Regions from separate parts of the Mus musculus genome. Here region 1 is linked to region 2. The links are chromatin loops, found by intact Hi-C in ENCODE. Cell type or tissue: left cerebral cortex. All regions are shown on one strand. Each heading gives the region's core, and the rest is flanking DNA. Links, peaks and the distances in the headings are about the cores only. Region 1 overlaps Mpped2 (metallophosphoesterase domain containing 2). Region 2 overlaps Gm14015 (predicted gene 14015).

The links. A loop is a pair of places that touch in the nucleus more often than their neighbours do. Peaks named below come from ENCODE experiments on the same cell type or tissue, not always from the same donor. Only the 100,000 strongest peaks of a DNase experiment are listed, where the experiment ranks them.
Region 1: a loop joins it to region 2, with 9 times the contacts of the local background. A loop is called at or near these places in 2 of 42 quality-filtered maps.

The regions. Positions count from the first base shown.
Region 1 is chr2:106,714,601-106,723,065 of GRCm38, forward strand. All of the region lies in intron 2 of Mpped2 (metallophosphoesterase domain containing 2), which reads left to right. Among named protein-coding and RNA genes, the nearest start is that of Gm29885, 21 kb to the right of the region's middle. In left cerebral cortex, for the core only: no CTCF peak of the experiment used is centred there; DNase peaks (open chromatin) are centred at 1,285, 1,579, 4,499 and 4,979; H3K4me3 peaks cover 287 bases.
Region 2 is chr2:106,512,710-106,521,174 of GRCm38, forward strand. All of the region lies in intron 1 of Gm14015 (predicted gene 14015), which reads right to left. Among named protein-coding and RNA genes, the nearest start is that of Gm14015, 6.2 kb to the right of the region's middle. In left cerebral cortex, for the core only: no CTCF peak of the experiment used is centred there; a DNase peak (open chromatin) is centred at 4,757; H3K27ac peaks cover 336 bases.

The DNA of each region.
Region 1 (8,465 bases), core at 346-8,345, 200 kb after region 2:
TTCCTTTTAACCAGGCCAGTGGTTCTCAACTAATGCTGTGACTCTTTAATACAGTTTCACATGTTTTGGTGACCCCAACCATAAAATTGTCTCGCTGCTGCTTCAAAGATAATCTTGCTACTGTTGTGAATCATAATGTAAATATCAGGTTGAGGAACACTGAACTAGACTCTAAAGATTTGAGGTTCCTATGTTGTTTTGTAACTTTAAAGGTGAGGACTGAGAAAGCACATTGTGTGAACCCAGTTACTGCGCTCATGTATTGACCCTGTCAGAAGTCAGTGACTGTGGGCTGAGGGTTCCAACTGTAAGATTAACGTACTAGGAATCTGAGTAACAAGTCCCCACTATACCCACTGCATAGAGTATGCTTGCAATGAAGACTGAGCAAGAAAATGAGCTAACTGTCATAACAGGAGTCATGAGTTTTGTGTAAAGCAAACCACTTTTATTCTGTGATTTTTAACAGCGTCTTTGTAGTTTTTGAAATAGTACACTCATTCTTTATCTCAAAACTTTCTCTTAGTAACTTAGTAAACAAGGTAGTGTTTACTATCGGTTTCAGTATCCAATTTCCATGTGTATATGCAGTTATACTTAGTTCTTCTATAGGACCCTAACCACCTTACCCTTGCCTTGATGGCTCCTGTCTACATTCTTAAAGATCTCATAGGTGGGTGTGGTGGTGCACACCTTTGATCCCAGCATTGAGGAGACAGGTGGGTCTCTGTGAGTTCAAGGTTAGCCTGGTCCACATAGTGAGAAAATCAAAACCAAACAACAACAGAAGCTCTTACAGAGCCTTTTGACAGTCTGGGCTTTGGGTTAAATATGGATAAAACTCTGATTACGACTTTGAGGTTACAAAAACACATAAAACATTTTAAAAATGGACTTACAGGGAAACCAAATAAAAGTCAGACTAAGACTGTGGTAGAATTCTAAGTGTGAACAGCTAAACTGTAGACTCCTGTAGTACCAGGCAAGTAGAAGAAGAAAAATCCCCAGGGGGAGTGGGGGAAAAAACCCTGCTCTAAGGTTCCAGGCTTAAGAGAGAATTTTACATAGGGCAAAGACCCCTGAGGAGGAGAGAGAAGAAGAGAGTGCTGTTGATGTTGCATTGTAAGCCCTTTGGGGGTAGGAAGTTTTTAATTTAGGTGACTGACTCCAGGGTTTCTCCCCAGCTTTTTCTGTGGCTGTGGCTGCCCAGATGGGTTATGTAATTAGCCTTTCTGGGGATGCCCTTTGGCTGAAGACCTAATTGAGTCTCTGGACTTACAAGCAGGGTTAGAGTTGGTGCAGCTTTCTGCCCTGCAGGTAGAAGCCCTTTGATGGACCTGCCTCTTTGAAAGGTACCTATAGCAACTGGCAGTGACATTATTTGGGCAAAGCAGGGTTTAGTAATTGAGGAGTCAGTCCTTTTTAGTATATGACAATCTCTAAAATAGAGAAGACACCAAAAGCCACCCGTACGGTTTAAATGAGCCTGTATTGTGCATTATAAATATGCACCGGATGGATGCCAAGTAGAAAACACCGGAACACTCTCTCAGGATGCTGTTAGGGCCAAGCGGAATCTCATTAGGGACAGCTTCAAAGATCAGTTCCTCGTGTCCATAAAAACAAGTGTAAATTATCTGGTGCGCGCCTGCTGTTAGTGGCTGTGGTGTTGCATTATGCATGATTCGAGATTGCACAGAGGAGGTGGGGCTGCTTGGAGTTCCACAATAGATGCGGGATTTCTCCACTTTTTTTTTTTATTGCTGAGTCTACATTTTGGAAATTTATTGGTGCGTTTCAGCTAATGGATGATGCCATATATAACTGGTACCTACATCTTTGATGAATTGGAGTCAGTTCAGAGAGGCGTGATGAGGTCGGAAATGTTTGTAGGAACCACCAGTCTATCCAGGTTTCTGTGTCTTGTTTACTCCCACGCGGAACTGGGAGAGGGCACAGGAAGGTGGTCCTTGTATGTAGAATCCAGTGACTTTGTTCCAATCACATGTTCTTCCTGTTTCTCCTTCTCTGTCTCTCTGTCGGCCCTTTTAAAAGTGTGGGTGTTCAGGATTTAAGAAAATGTAGTTAAGCTCGACATAAAAGGTATAATAAACAGTTTTGAAATGGATTGTGAGGTCTAGAAATATAAAGTCAACCTTTCTCGCTTGAGGAGTTCACTAGAATGTAGTGTTGGGGAACGCGGATTGTAGAAGTTTGAATCTGGTCTGTCAGAGGAAGAATGCAGTAGAGTTCTAAGCATGGGCAGCTAAACTGTAGTACCAGAGCCTCAGAAAAAGAAGAAAAATCCCCAGAAAAATAAAAAAATAAAAAAAAATAAATGTCTAAATGCTTCCCAGAAAATGGAGTAACTTATGGCCACATGATTGTTTGTTTGTTTGTTTGTTTGTTTTGGTTTTGTTTTTAAACTCAGTTATTATTTATGTATTGATCTGTTGTGCGTGACTTGGTGAAGTTAACTTTTCAGTTTTCTTACTTGTAAGGGGGGGGGGGCAATTGTTACATTTCTCCAGAGACAAGGGGCATGTTAAAGGAGCTGATTTATATATCATACTTACATTTCCTGAGCTGTAATAAGTCTTAGGGATGTGTTTATTCGTTTGGATGTTATCACGGCTAGCTTGTTTGGAGGTGGCAGGCTCTCCGGTGTGGTCAGGGCTGTGTAGGTGTGCAGCACCTTGAGCCTGCCTTTGCAAGCCTGTGTGGTTGGAGTGTGTGTGTGTACTCCTTCACACAGAGGGCGAACAACTTCAGGGAGCACAGACCCTGGGGACAAGCAGAGGAAACCACAGACATATAAAACATTTTTTTGTGGTCCATGTGATATGGAGAGAGAACTATGAGATTCTGGGGAATGGTAAAGAAATATGGAAAAAAAAACTGCTTTCCTTTCTGTTGGTTGGTGTCTGTACCCACAGCAGAAACAAAACAAAACAAAACAAAACAAAAGCAACCCCCACCCCACCCCACCCCCGCAAAGCCCTACATGATAGAAAGAGCAAGAGAGCACTTTACTTGGTGTCACGTGACTTAACCCAACAATCATTCTAGCACCTGCTACTTTGGGTTTTGAATTCACAGCTTGGCAAAAGTCTCCATTGACAGTGCTAGGTATGAACAGTTCCCTTTCTAGGGTGGAAGTTCTTTGAGAATAGGATAAAGGTTGGCTCATTTTTGAATCCTGCTGTGCTCCTGAACCCACCATTATGAAGTGCATCTCCCAGCCCTCACTGAAGGTTTAAGTAGCTCTTTCCTCCTCTGAATCGCCTCTGCTGAGAGATGCTGCCGCAACAACATGTTCACTTTCATACTTACTTCTCTCTGCCTTACCTTGCTTGCTTCAGATTTCTTCCTTAGAGTTTTCCCTCCCATTTCTTATCACTTGCTCATCAAAGTGTTAAGGAAGGCTTGTTGGCACCTCTCATATGGCACATGAAGTAATGATTGGGTACTCTGGGATTCTACAGTCCTTTGATACAACCTTTTTTTTTTTTTTAAACATGAGAAAGAGAAATAGTTTGGCTCCATGTCAGGGTGATAGTGAGTGTCACAGTTGATCAATTGATAAGTACTTATTGAAAGTAGTATGCCAAACAAAGACTGTGGCTATTTTGTTTCTCTATCCCCTGTATGTAAGACAGCACCTAGTATACTAATAAACTGTTATTGATACATAAGTGGGTATAGCAGGCAGAATAACGTAGACCCCTAAACCACCTAGTTCTTGTCAATTATGAAGACAATCAAATATTCCATAACTAACATGTGCTAAAGTCATCATACATTATTAATAATGTAATAGTCAAGTTAGGATGGGACACATACACACCACACACATCTACTCATAAGTTCACGGTGAGGGAAACATGAGTAGAGAACCTTACCTGTAGCTTATTAACAGCTCAGAGAAGTGGAGGAAACCACAGAGCTTTGCTGGGTTTCACTACAGTATGTTCCTTTGTGACTCTTAATGGGTTTTTAATCCCTGGAGAACCCACACTTAGAGGCAGACAATATATGCTGACCGAGTCAGAGAATCAAGGGAGAGTTTCTTTAAGGCATATCTAAAATAAACCTTTTAAGGGGATTGGACTTGACTCTCCTAAATGGCCTTTCAATGTTACTTCCAAAGTTTTCCCTGCAGACATGTACCAGGACAGTTAAGAGGGTCTCACGTCTGATTCTTCTCCTAACCCTGAAGGAAGATAGGCTCCCTGCAAGGGGTGCCATGCAATGGAAAACTACTTTTTAAAAAGTAGCCATTTTTTTTACACTGGCAGAGCATGCCTTGCTTTCATTTCAGAACATTTCCCCCTCTTCTTGCCACTCTGTGTCCCGTTCTCCCTCTCAAGCCTGGCAGAATCTTGAAGCCCAGTGGGTTCTGTAAAGCACTGCCATTTCTTACACTGAGCTTGTCCACACTTGGACGGTGATTGCATTTTTGCTATGATGTGGGAGTTGAGAAGTGTGCAGCCATATGCCATGGGCTTGGATGATGGCTTACATTCCAAACAAGTTAGATGCTTTCCGGCCCACTGCTTGTACTGTGTGGAAATGAGCAAACCTTCGCATTTCTAGGTCTTTCTATTTGGAGATATGAAGAAGTTTCACTGTGTCAACCCAGTATATTTTTATAAGTTCACTTTGCGTGTAGTTTTGAGACCTGTGTAGGGTGGCATAGTCAAGATCCAGAGTAACTTGAAAGGATCTTCTCTGTTGAGACGTTCCCAAAGGTTATTGTTTGAAGTGGTGTCTCTAGCCAGAAGGAGCTGGTGTCGCTGTTTGGAAAATTACTTCTATTAGTAGCTGGTGTTGCCATCCCTTGTAGATCATCGAAGTGTGTCATCCTTATGAGGGTTTGAAAAACCCTGTGGCCACAGTCATTTCCTTCTCTGGGGAGCGTTTTTAGACACATGCAATTTCCTTCTTGGAAAATGCATTGTGGCAGGTGGGAAGCATCACATGAAACTTTTCATGTTACAACTACAGCTGGGCCCAAGTGGGCTTGGCAGCGGTCCTCTTTGACTAGGATGTTGCAAGTCTAGCTGTAAGTCAGTTCTAAGCCAGATGCCTAGGCTGTAGGTGCTGTGGCTGGTAGCTGGACATCTGTTTGCTGGCTGGGGGTGGAGTGTGTGTGTGTGTGTGTGTGTGTGTGTAATCCAATAGTATCTGTTCTGTCTTTAAGACCTGAGCATCTCAGGAAATGGGAAATTACTGGGGATGGGTCTCCAGTGCTCTTCTTGGAAGGTCAGAGATGGCATGTGGTGGTGACCTCCACTTGTAGTTGAAATAGTTAAACGTCACATTCAGTTGTTGGATTTTTATGATAGAAAAATTATCAAAGCTCTCGGTTTGGGATGATGGTTGAAATAATATCCCCGGGGTGCCCAAGACTCAACTTACTAGACAGAATTCTTAAACTATTCCCTCTGAGGCGGCAACTAGTGAGTATATATTTGTCACAGCTGTCGTTACTTCAGTGTAGAAGTTATACTTTATATTGTCTCCATACAAATATTTGTGTGTGTACACATGCACACCCACCCAGAGAAATGAAGGTTTCAGGTCAGACACACATGTAAATGCTTACTGAACAATGCATTTGACCACCTAAAAAATAAAATAAGCATAGGCTAGTGTCTGCCTTTGGCTTGAACACCTCAGCCAGCGATCACTCACATAGTTGACCTTGGTTTTTATTGAGGGCACTGGGAGCCACATTATCAAGCACATTGAGCCAACCCCGATTCGCCTTAGCATCATTTTTCTTTCTGCACAAATGAAAAGGTCCTCAGACAGATTGTTTTCTTTTTGTTCCGCACTGGGTGGTAGTGGTGGGGGAAAACATGATTTTTGCATGACTATGGGTCTGCTCTATAAATACGCAAATTCGGGCCTTTGTTTTAAATGTAATCAGCAAGATTGCATTTGCATTGCTTGTAAGTGAATCACATAAGTGAAATTACTTTGCCTGCATCTCATTTGGTATCATAAAATGTTATGGGATACAGGCTGTTTTTCTCCAGCTAAAGTGTCTCGAGCTAGTATTAGGGTGCTGGCTCTCATTTTCCTTTGTGACCATGTTTGTTGTGTTCTTCAGAGCCAGGGCTGTATTTTCATTTATGTCGGTTAGGAGAGAAATTCTCTTTGGAGCCCTCTAGAATGAGCTAAGATATTGGTTCAGTAGGGGGTAAATGGGAGTTTTAAGACTGTCTCATGTCGTGTAGCAAGTGATTGCTAATCACTTTCTGTCGCTAGTGACAACTGCTTACTAAGACTAAATGCCAGTCACTGTTGGTTGGGACTATAAAGCAATTTGAAGCTCTTCAGGCAGTTGGCTACAGAAAGTAGTTTACATGATTAAAAAAAAATCCAACTTAAGTCAATTGCCACATTTTTAGTGAACACTTTGAAATACACGTCTTCTTGGTTGTTTAGAAGATATTCTTAAGGCCTGTGACTCAGAAGCCATTGTGAGATTTCCTCACATTTCTCCTTGAAAAAAAAGTTAACACAACAATTAATAGTTATTGACCTTAAAAGGCCCAGTAAGAAATGAGCACATGTTCTTTCCTTTCTCTACTTTCTCTTTCAATTCCCTTCTCTTTTACGATGCAGCTAATTATAGAAACACTCCAGGTTGGCTTCGAACTTATGACCCTCTTGTCTCAGTTCCCGGAGTGCTGACTTCACTGGCTTGCTCTCCCACGGTCTTTGAAGGATTTTGTAATTCATATAGTTTCAAGGCAGGAGTCAATTGAAAGCAAGGTGTGAGATTGCTTAGGTAGTCTGTTTGGTGTGATTACCCGCAAACCCTCTTCATTAGGGACATCATTGAGAAAACCAGTGATGCTCCACAGCTGAGCATGCAGACTGTTCAGAGAGAAGGCAGCTACAGTGAGGCCCCAGCAGAGGACAGACCCTCCCCTCGGGCAAGGACCAGCTTTGGGTTTGGAAGAAGTGTTGACAACATACTTGATGTGGTTCAAACAGTAGAGAGAACTAGAAAGAGTCGGATGTGATGAATGAAAACTACATCTTTAGAGTAAGGTGGTTTTTATTTAGTTGGCTATTTTTCCTGTCAGAAGAGAAGACTTGATCTGATGTGAAGAGAAAAAGGACCTTTCGCCTTCTGTTATTCTCAACAAGACTTAGAAGGGGATTCGGTTTCACACTCTTAAGTCATTAAAAAAAAAAATCTATCCCTGAGAAATACATTTTATATAGAAGAGGAAGACTGAGTATGGCATCTTTTTAATTAGTAAGCTCCTAATTGAAACATGCAAATAGGGAAGTGTTCAAGTTAAATGTGTTCTAGGCAATAAACTCCTACAAAGCAAAAATACTTGTGTGACCAGTATCGTGTGTAGTTTTAAAGATCGTTTTGTTTGTTCTTGTTGGTAAAATAATATTATAAAGTCATAAGATTTTAAATGTTATTGCTTCCTACTTTTAAAACTTTTTTTATTCACAAAAATCGTAAAGACTTGCGTTCCACTTGCCAAGTGGATCGTAAAGGAGACAGCTACGTGCATTGAGGTCTCAGTGCTTCCCATAAAGTCCCCCACAGCTGCATCTTCTGGGGTGTAGAGTTACCTGTCTGACTACTGTGACTTTTGTTTCAACCTGTCTCCAAGGTGTACTGTTTCATGTGTAGTCACTTCCTGAGCCTTGCTCCCTCTGATTTGAAAAAAAAAAAATTCTCTGGATAGTGTTTCCAAATTGATGGCCTTCTTGAGTTCAGACATTTCTTTTTAGTCTAACTTTACAGATATCTTTATTTTATATTAGATTCATCACTATTTTCTCATTGAAAAAAATTAACCATAACCATGCTTATCCTGATTCAAATGAGCAGCTGCGCTTTGAAACCAAATCCGTCTCCGGGCTATAATTGGCCCAGTGAAGGAGACCAGGTTTGCTCACAAAGAATTGTTTCTGACTGGGAAGCACTCTTCACTTTCTTCTTCTTCTTTTTTTCTTTTTCTTCTTCCTCTCTTTTTTTCTCTCTCAAAATTTGGAGTCTTCCCAAGCCATGAAATAAAAAGAAAGAAGAAAGGAAGGGGGAGGGAGGGAGAGAGAGAGAGAGGGAGAGGGATTAAAGAAAGGAAAGACAAAGAAAGGGGCCCACAGCAGCTTTTGAATACCTGGGAGCAAAGCACCCACACTTCTCTGTGACTTCAGAGCTGATGGTTTGAGACTGAGGCAGGGTGAATGAGGGGGAAGGAAGTGGTGCCCCTCACTCCAGGGATCTAACTGAAGCCTCAAAGAAACCAACAAAGCAGCAAGAACTGCATTACAGTCAACAATTGTTTCAGGTCCTGGTCTCTTTCCAGCCACAAACCTGCAGATTTCTAGGATCTCACCAGAAACCCTGCACACAGGAAGAGAGCATGTACTAACCCCCTTGTGTAACCGTAGTGACTGCTGCTCTCATCATATCAGAT
Region 2 (8,465 bases), core at 327-8,326:
CTCCATCCCCCTTCTCTTCGGTTGTTATCAGCTCCAGGAACACAGAGAGTTAACCTTTGCAACTGGATTTGCTCTGTGCAACACAGTGTCACCCCACAAACGGGGTGTGTAAGGCGCCTGTGAAACGAAAGAAAAGGAGTCCAGGAATTCAGTTAATTAACCACATCAGTTTCTTAACGTGATCAATTTTAATTAAACTGAATTTTAATAGAGATCTGTGTAGTCTGTAGAGACCAATTGCTAATTCTACAAAGCATGTGCTGCCTTTCAGCTCAGGTTTGCTCCCATCTAATTAATATGGATAGAGCATTAAGCCTTTTTGGACTCTGGTGGTTTTCATTTCATGACTATTAATGATTTTAATGAACTGGACTAATTCAGTAGTTTTCATCCTAGTGTTTCGGGGCTTTGTTCATCACAAATTTCAGGTTTATAATTGGTTTCCAGGTCTTAACAGTGGTCATTGATCAGCTTCAGCAGTTCCTTTTACAACTCAGTAGGCGCTGGGGACTGTTAACCCTTTGCCACCTGGAGCAGAGATGCACAGTGTAGTGCTTCAGAACAAACCGACCTGCAGGTAACCATGGGGCAGTGGGTACTTCAAAATCCCAGGGTGTGAGGGAAGTGCTAGCACAGGACGGAACAGGAAAGGTCATGGTAGCGATATGGAAGCTGTGCATTTAGAACAGCAATTAGAATAAAGTAGACCCGTGATTGCTTTAGTTTCCAATATTCTGAGTGAGAAGTGCACGAACCAGGTTTTCTAGCTACTCAGTGGCCCTTGCCAAGCCCTAGCAGGTATCTTTATCAACAACCAAACAGCCAGGACTAAAGAATAAGAAAAATAAGAGCTGGAAAAAAGCTGATGAGAAATAGAAACCAGGAGACAAGGCTGCAGGGGACACAGACGGTGGAACCTAGCAGAGATACAGAAATAAACATGGGTGGCTGCATGCTTGTATCTATATTTTTTTTTCTTCACAGGACAGGGATATGGGCTTACCAATGGAATAGAGCCACAGCTAGTGGTTTTCTGCCTTTCGGAAAACTAATAATATGTCTGCATTTTGTTGAAAACAAAAGGCATAACTTTAAGCATTGTGCACCTGAGAGTGTCTAACAGACCTGTTTGTTCCCCAATCTATCTTGGGAAACTGAAAAATGACAGGCAGGGTGTACATGCAGAGGAGTCTAGCTCACATCATCAAAATGGAAGAAAGCAGAAGGTGGTCAATTCTCTGGTTGTCTTAAATGTTCCATTCATCTATGTCTTAAGTGCTCCAAGAAAGAGCTACCCAAGCACCCAAGTACCAGCTTCCAGAAATAAAGGCTGACATCATGGGAAGCTGTCCTTTTCCATAGGTCTATCCCCAAAGGTTTCCACTATCCTGTCCCTGATCAGTGGTGGGGAAAATCTTACTTGATCCAGGGTTTTGCTTCTGATGGAGACTGTGTCCATATGGAATCAAAAACCCAGTTGGATCTTTATGGGTACTTCCATTAAAAGCATCCAGAAATCTCATCTAGAGTGGTTGTTATATCATCTCTGAGTTCTAAGTAGAGAGGCCTAAAAGAATCAGCTACTCAAGTAAACAGGCATAAAGCTGAGAAATTTGGATTTTTTTTTTTTAAATTCTGTTTTGCATGACAGGTTATGCTCTACCAGTTGACTTCTCTCATACAGGCTGATTTACTTAAACAAGTTGCCATCAGGATAGAATTTACTTTACACCTTTAATTCCTGCTCATCTCTCAATCCTTTCCAGTCTTGCTTCTATCCCACAGAGCTACTGAAAGGTTCTGTCATCTATAAAATGGTGGTAATGGCTTCCTTGTTAGGGTCATTGTGCAGATTAGCACACTTAGCAAGGTGCCTCAATAAATTATGGTTATTATTGTCACTCAAACCACCAAAGCTCCTATGATTGACACATGACTTAAGTCTTCCTCTGCTGAGTTCTTGGCTGTGCATCCTACTACAGAGCACATTTCCTCGGACTCCACTTGTTCACCCTTTGAATCTTTCAACAAATGTGTGTAGATGTTTAGCTCATTCTGCAGAGTTCTAGGCATGAGGGCTACCACACAGTTCAGAAAGGCTGAATGTTTTCTTTCCTATGCTTGGAGTTTTAATTTGTTTTTTCAGAACAGGAAAGGAAAATAGGAAACGGTAATCTATTTAAACAAGCAGAGTTTGCATCTTTAATTCTTGTTTGTCTCTCGATCCTTTCCGGTCTTCTACTGAATTCTTAAATTGTTCCAAACATCAGTGGTTTGGCACATGTCAAGCTACATGAGAGGGGCCTAAATATCTTCACGCTATTGATGAGGACATCAAGGCTCTATGTGTTAACTTTCCTTGCCAAGGTCATAAAGGTTTTGAGTGAAAGAAACTATTTAAACCAGAGCAGTCAGCACCAGGGCTCAGGCATTAAGATTCAGCTTCATTTACAAAGAACAGAGGGAAAAATTACAAAAAAAAAAAAGGAAAGAAAAAAATGCTATTTGAGATGAGGTATCTACAAAAGCCCCCTGAGAGAGGAGGACACCATGAGAGTAGAAAGACCCACGCTGACAGAATCTGGAAATGTGCTGTGCTCTAGAGAGCAGAAATGAACTGAGCTGTCCTCCTAGAAGCATTGTGTATTGAAGCGTACCCTCTGTGTGACTAGAGTAAGAACTTTAGAATGGAAGACTTTGGGGGTATGATTAAGACTAAGCAAGGATCTGTGAGCAGCGTCTACTTCCACAGAAGCTGTAGCTTTCAAATAAGAGGAAAAGAGAGTTTGTCCTCTCTTCAAATAAAAGACATGTAGGGGCACAGTGGAAGGTGGCCATCAGGAAGTAAGTCCTCATCAGGAAAAGAACTGGCCACCACCTCATCTTGACTTCTCAGCTCCCACTACTGTGAGAGAACACACTTCTGCTGCCCCAGTGGCTGCCCAGTCTGTTGCATTTGTTTAGACAACTTAAGGAAATGAAAACATCAGAGGAGGTCTTGGATCTTAGGAGAATGGTGCTTCTCAGCTAGTTCATGAAGGAAGATGGAGACATCATCTGAGTGCTGGGAAGGATGAACCTTTGCAAGAGATGCTGTGGGAGTTTGAATGAGTGAGGCAAAGAAAAGCAAACTTGACTCTTTCCAAGACTGTCCCTACATAAGCAACCAGAGGAGTGAAAAGAGAATCGGAACCTCAGAGCAAGACTTTTAAGGTAGTATATATACTAGAATGTTTGTCTGTTGTAATGATCTAGTGAGCAGAACATATAAAGGAGATTTTATAGAGAGGAGATAATTGCAAAAACAAAGTCATTGAATAGAGAAGAGGGCCTATCCTTGGATAGAAGAGACTTATCATTGTGCAAGTGTGGAAGGCAAAGCTATAGATAAACATGTAAGGGGCTGGTAGATCAGGTGCATGTCTCAGAAGGGGAAGTGGGGCCGTTGGGTGTACCTGCAGGTAGAGTGGAAGCTTTGGTGATGGAATAAGAGATATTTCTCTCTGTTGTGCTAGCATTCTATTAATAGGACATAGATCTTGACTATTCCTATCTAGAGGCTTGTTTTTATCTTCCTCCTGATCCAGACAAGGAAACTGAGCTCAGTGGTCACGGAGGTGGTGGCCAGGAAGACTAGGATTTGAACAGCAGTTTTCTCTTTTGCTTGTTGTTCCTGATTTGCTGAAAGTGAAAGTGGAGGGAAAAGTTGGAATCATGATCTTAGTGGAAAGAAAAGCAAATTGAGTGATGCAGTGTGGCAGGATTTCCAAGCTGTACTGGAGACTCTCTTGTCATCAGGGATATAAACAGAAAGGAAAACTATTTTTTATAGTCTCATGGATTTGTTTTATTAACTTTTGTTTTGCCTACAGCTCTATTTGAATGCTCAGATTTCAAATTTGGTCTGAGTTTTAAGAGGAGAAGAGAAAAAGAAAGAGGAAAGGACAAAGAAGGTAAGAGAATGGATGGATGGATGGATGGATGGTTGGATGAATAGATGGATAGATGATAGGTATAAGGATGGATGGATGGTTGCTTGAGTGGATGAATGGATGCATACATACACACACACACACACACACACACACACACACACACACGCATATATATAAGCACATAGGCATATAGGTAGACAAGAGTTTTCATAGCTGTCAACTATTGACCTAGTTTGAATAAAAAGGAAAATGAGACCAAAGATTGATAAGAGGCATTGGAAGCAGCTGGAATGCAGAGGGTTTGGTAAAGTAAACTGGATAATTAAGGTAAGTACTCCGATTAAGATTCTGATGTTTTGAGAGGTACTTGACATTAGAGCTTTTGGAAGGAGTAAGTTTCAAGACCTCTAGAGTCACCATGGAGGAAAGGCTATAGATCTCGTCTCCTGCTAACAAGATAGCTCAGTAGTTAAAGGCACCCAAAGCCAAGCCTGGTGAACTGAGCTCAGTCCTTGGCACTCGTGGAAAAAGAACCAACCCTCACAGGTTGTCCTTTGATTGCCACACTTGAGCCATGGCTCACGTGCACTTCCACCCAAACACAGAAGATAAATAAATATCTTAAAATTTACAAACGTTGTAGGAGGTAATGAGGCAGGACATGAATACTGAAGTTCCCAGGGATAATGGTAGAAGTAACAGGAGAGAGCAAGAGGGACAGTAAGTGGGTGTAAAATCTCCAGAGACTGGGAGGTGAGTGGGGGACAGGCGACTATGACAGAGAGGGAACAGATGGTGTAGTCTCATGCCATCTGCTTTAAAATCACCAGGAATTCTGAGGATGAAGGAAGGGACAAGTGTCTAGAAATAGCAGCAGAGCAACTCCAAAGCCTCTAGTCACCCCTTTCCACTCTCCAGCTGAAATCCTCTGCTGCGCTACCACACTCCCCACTTTTAAACAATACACATATGCCGTCTCTTCAGACTCCTATATTTAGGAAAGATATATTGACATTGGGCTTTGGAAAATAAGCATCATGTCTCCTACATGAGTGCATATGTGTACATGCATATGCATAAGTGAACACACATCCTTACACAAGCACGCACACACACACACTCCTGAATATTTGTATTAGTTCTATAGCTTCCCTTCTTGTTTTTGTTTTGTTTGTTTGTTTGTTTGTTTTTCAAAGCTGAGTTTCCTTGTGCAGTCCTGGCTGTTCTGGAACTTTCTCTGTAGACCAGGCTTGCCTTGAACTCCCAGAGATCCACCTGTCTGCCTCTGCCTCTCATGTGGTGGGATTAAAGGTGTGTGCCATCTTTGCCTGGCTATCTCTTCCTTTCTAAAACCCTGCAAAAATAATTAGTCTATAGTATTTGGAAGTCATTCTTCATGTCACTTAGATTCTTTAAAACTTGAAACATTTTATATGTTCTTTGGAATAGGGAACATTTTTTTTTCCTTTTAAGAGTGAATTTTCTTCCAATTTCTTCATACTTCACTATTGTTCAAATGTGTGGAAATCAAATTTTCTTATTTATTTTTCTCTTTCTTACTTTATATACTTTAGTCGTTTTAATAGTAGAGTTTCAGGTTCTGGAATAAATGTTGAGTTAATATTTGGTTTGGGCTTCCTTGCCAGATGAGGGAAATAAATTTAGATTTTTCAGAGGGAGTGAGTACTGAGGCTCAAACTAGGGGTTTTTCCACATGCTAGAGAGACACTCTACCATTGAACTACATCTCCAGTCCCATCAATTCAGACATTCCATGTACAGAGAGTATTTCATGTTGTCATTTGTCGCTATATCCCCACCTCCCCCATCCACATTCTGAGCAGTCATCCTGCTTTTGAGGGTTTCCAGAATAAGGGCTTAGAGTTTTCCCCTTTTATAAGTTGGATCCTTCCAGGCCCTTGAACTCTTGGGTGTGGCTCTACCTCCCCTCCTCTCACATGGCTTTTAAGTACAAATCCCAGACCTCAGGTCCACATTGGGCCCTATATTCCAGTGCTGGACCCTTCTTACTGACCAGACTCTGGTTTCCTGCTTCACTCCTGCACCCCACGTGGGGCATTTAATTTTTTAGTTCAACTTGATGGCAAAATAATAATAATAATAATGATAATAATAAATAATGGATTAGCAAGATATCTCAGTGGGTAAAGGGTGCTTACTATCAAATCTTATGACCTGAGTTGGATCTGCAGGACCTGCATGGTTAGAGGAGAACTGACTTCAGCAGCTTGCCATATGACCACCACATGAATACTGTAACATGTTTGTACTCCAGAAATGAGAAATGGGAAGCATCCTGGGCAAGGGTAACCTACAACATTTGTTCTAGCACAGGGCCAACAGCCATTCCTTAAATGGTGTTTCTTGCATAGACAGGATATCAACCTTCTACCTGTTGTTCATGATAAATTTCATTGATTACTTCTTGCTGTGTCAACGTTACTAGCCAAACTCTCTAATTTTGTCATTGCAGTCCTTAAAAGCCTTTATTCCACTATGTTTTTCAAAATCAAAATTATTATTCCACCCAAAGCCCTTCCAACCCTGATCTCAATTATTAGGCATGCTCTGTGCACCCACAAAATTCCATGAAAGTTCTAATCTCTGCTACCTCAGAATTTTGCCTTAAAAATAAGGCCTTTTAAAAAGTGATTTCAGTTAAATAAGATCACAGAGATGGCACTGATTCAGCGTGCCTGGGTGCTTATAAGAAAAAGAACAGACATCAGTGATGGGTACGCACAGAAACATGGTCATCTGGGGACACAGAGAGAAGGTAGTCAAAAGACAGAGGCCTAGGAGAAGCAAACATCTTTGTCTTGGAGCTCTGGCCTCCAGAAGGATGGGAAATGCATGTCTACTGTTGAAGATAATGGTCCATTAGAGTTTGTTATAGCAATCCAGGAACATTAGCATACTTCCTGTCTCATGGGTCATATATCCACTACTTCCCTTTCCTGTTCCCCAGGCAAGACATGTTCCTCATGTCCTTCAACTGTACAAATTACCCTTCACAAGAGGAAATCCCAAGGACTTTTGTTGTACTCATCAGATGTGGAAGGCTGAATACAGGTTCCCACAGGAGTAGTAGGAACCCCTGTGTTGAAGCCACAAGTAAGTAAAAGATGTGAGAGTGGAGAAATGGTCATATATGATTAAAGAGGTCCTTAAAAGCAATTATGAGAAGATTGGGAGTTGAGGTGGGCATTTGACCACCAAGGCAGAATAAGAAAATATGGTCATGGGAGAATATGGCTAATTAGAGTGATGTAAGAAGGGGGTTACAGAAAGTCTTGGAGAGCTGGCAAAGGCAAAGACCCCATTTTTCTCCTGGAGGTCTTGCAGTAATATCTAACCCCAATAAGCCCATATAAAAAATCATACAACTCAGTAATTATAACTATATGCCTAGATTGGGAAGATCTATCACTATCCTCACCTATGAGACCCTTTGCTACTTGCAGTTTTTTCCTGGCCACATGGTTTTGTTCCATACTGGCTTCCTTCTCCTCCTCCTCTTCCTCCTCCTCCTCCAACTTCTCTCTCTCTCCTTCTTCCTCTCCAATATGAGGCCCCACCTTTCCATTCCACAGTCCAATCATAGGCTCTAGCCTTTACTTGACTAGTAAGAATAGGGAGATGGTTCAATGAGATTACCTGAGTATGTGAGCCTTCTTAGGGGCAGCCCCTCTTGAGGAAGCAGCATTAACATCAAAACGTAACTGGTACCACAGCAACCCATAACATTTCCCCATTTTTGTCCAATTAAAGTCTCTTTTATCTCAGATATAAATTGAACACAACCCTCAAAATTATGCAAATTAAAATATATAATATACACTTAATACCTAGTCTTTCATATTTGTCAATTTAGATAAAGCATTCTATCATCTATCCTAACTTAAAAAGCTTACAATTCCATACCTCAATTATGTTCTGACTTTAGCTTGCATTACCATCTGAAAACCATCCTTTCAAATCTATATCACCTCTCTCAATGCTAAACAACTTGAGTTTGATTATGAGGCTACTGGTCTTTAACCCTATCAGAAATCCAAGAACAAATTTAATATTACCTGAAAAATATAGGAAGCACAAAGCATAGCTTCCAAACTTAACCAATTTGTAGAGACAGCTGATTACCTGGACAGTTCCTCATTTCTCAAAATGTTGAAGAATCAGTTTTCAGGCTTCTGTCCCAAGATCATCTGACAGACCTCAAATGAAGCAGGAATTATGAAGGACTACCTTACTCTGTATTGGCAGAGCCAAGCTGTAAGCTATCCCACATTTTGTGTCCTTTTCTGGACAGTAATTTTGTCTGTAGATGGCAATTTTCGTCCAGTGGCCACCTTCCCGTAACTGGAGCAACTCCATCTGGAGGTTTTGATGTTCAGTTTTTTTCTTTGAACCATGAAGGGGATACTGTCAGGGACAGACATGTCTGTAGCCAAAATTTCTGATAATAATGACATGATTACATTTCAGAGTCTGTGTATTTCTGATATT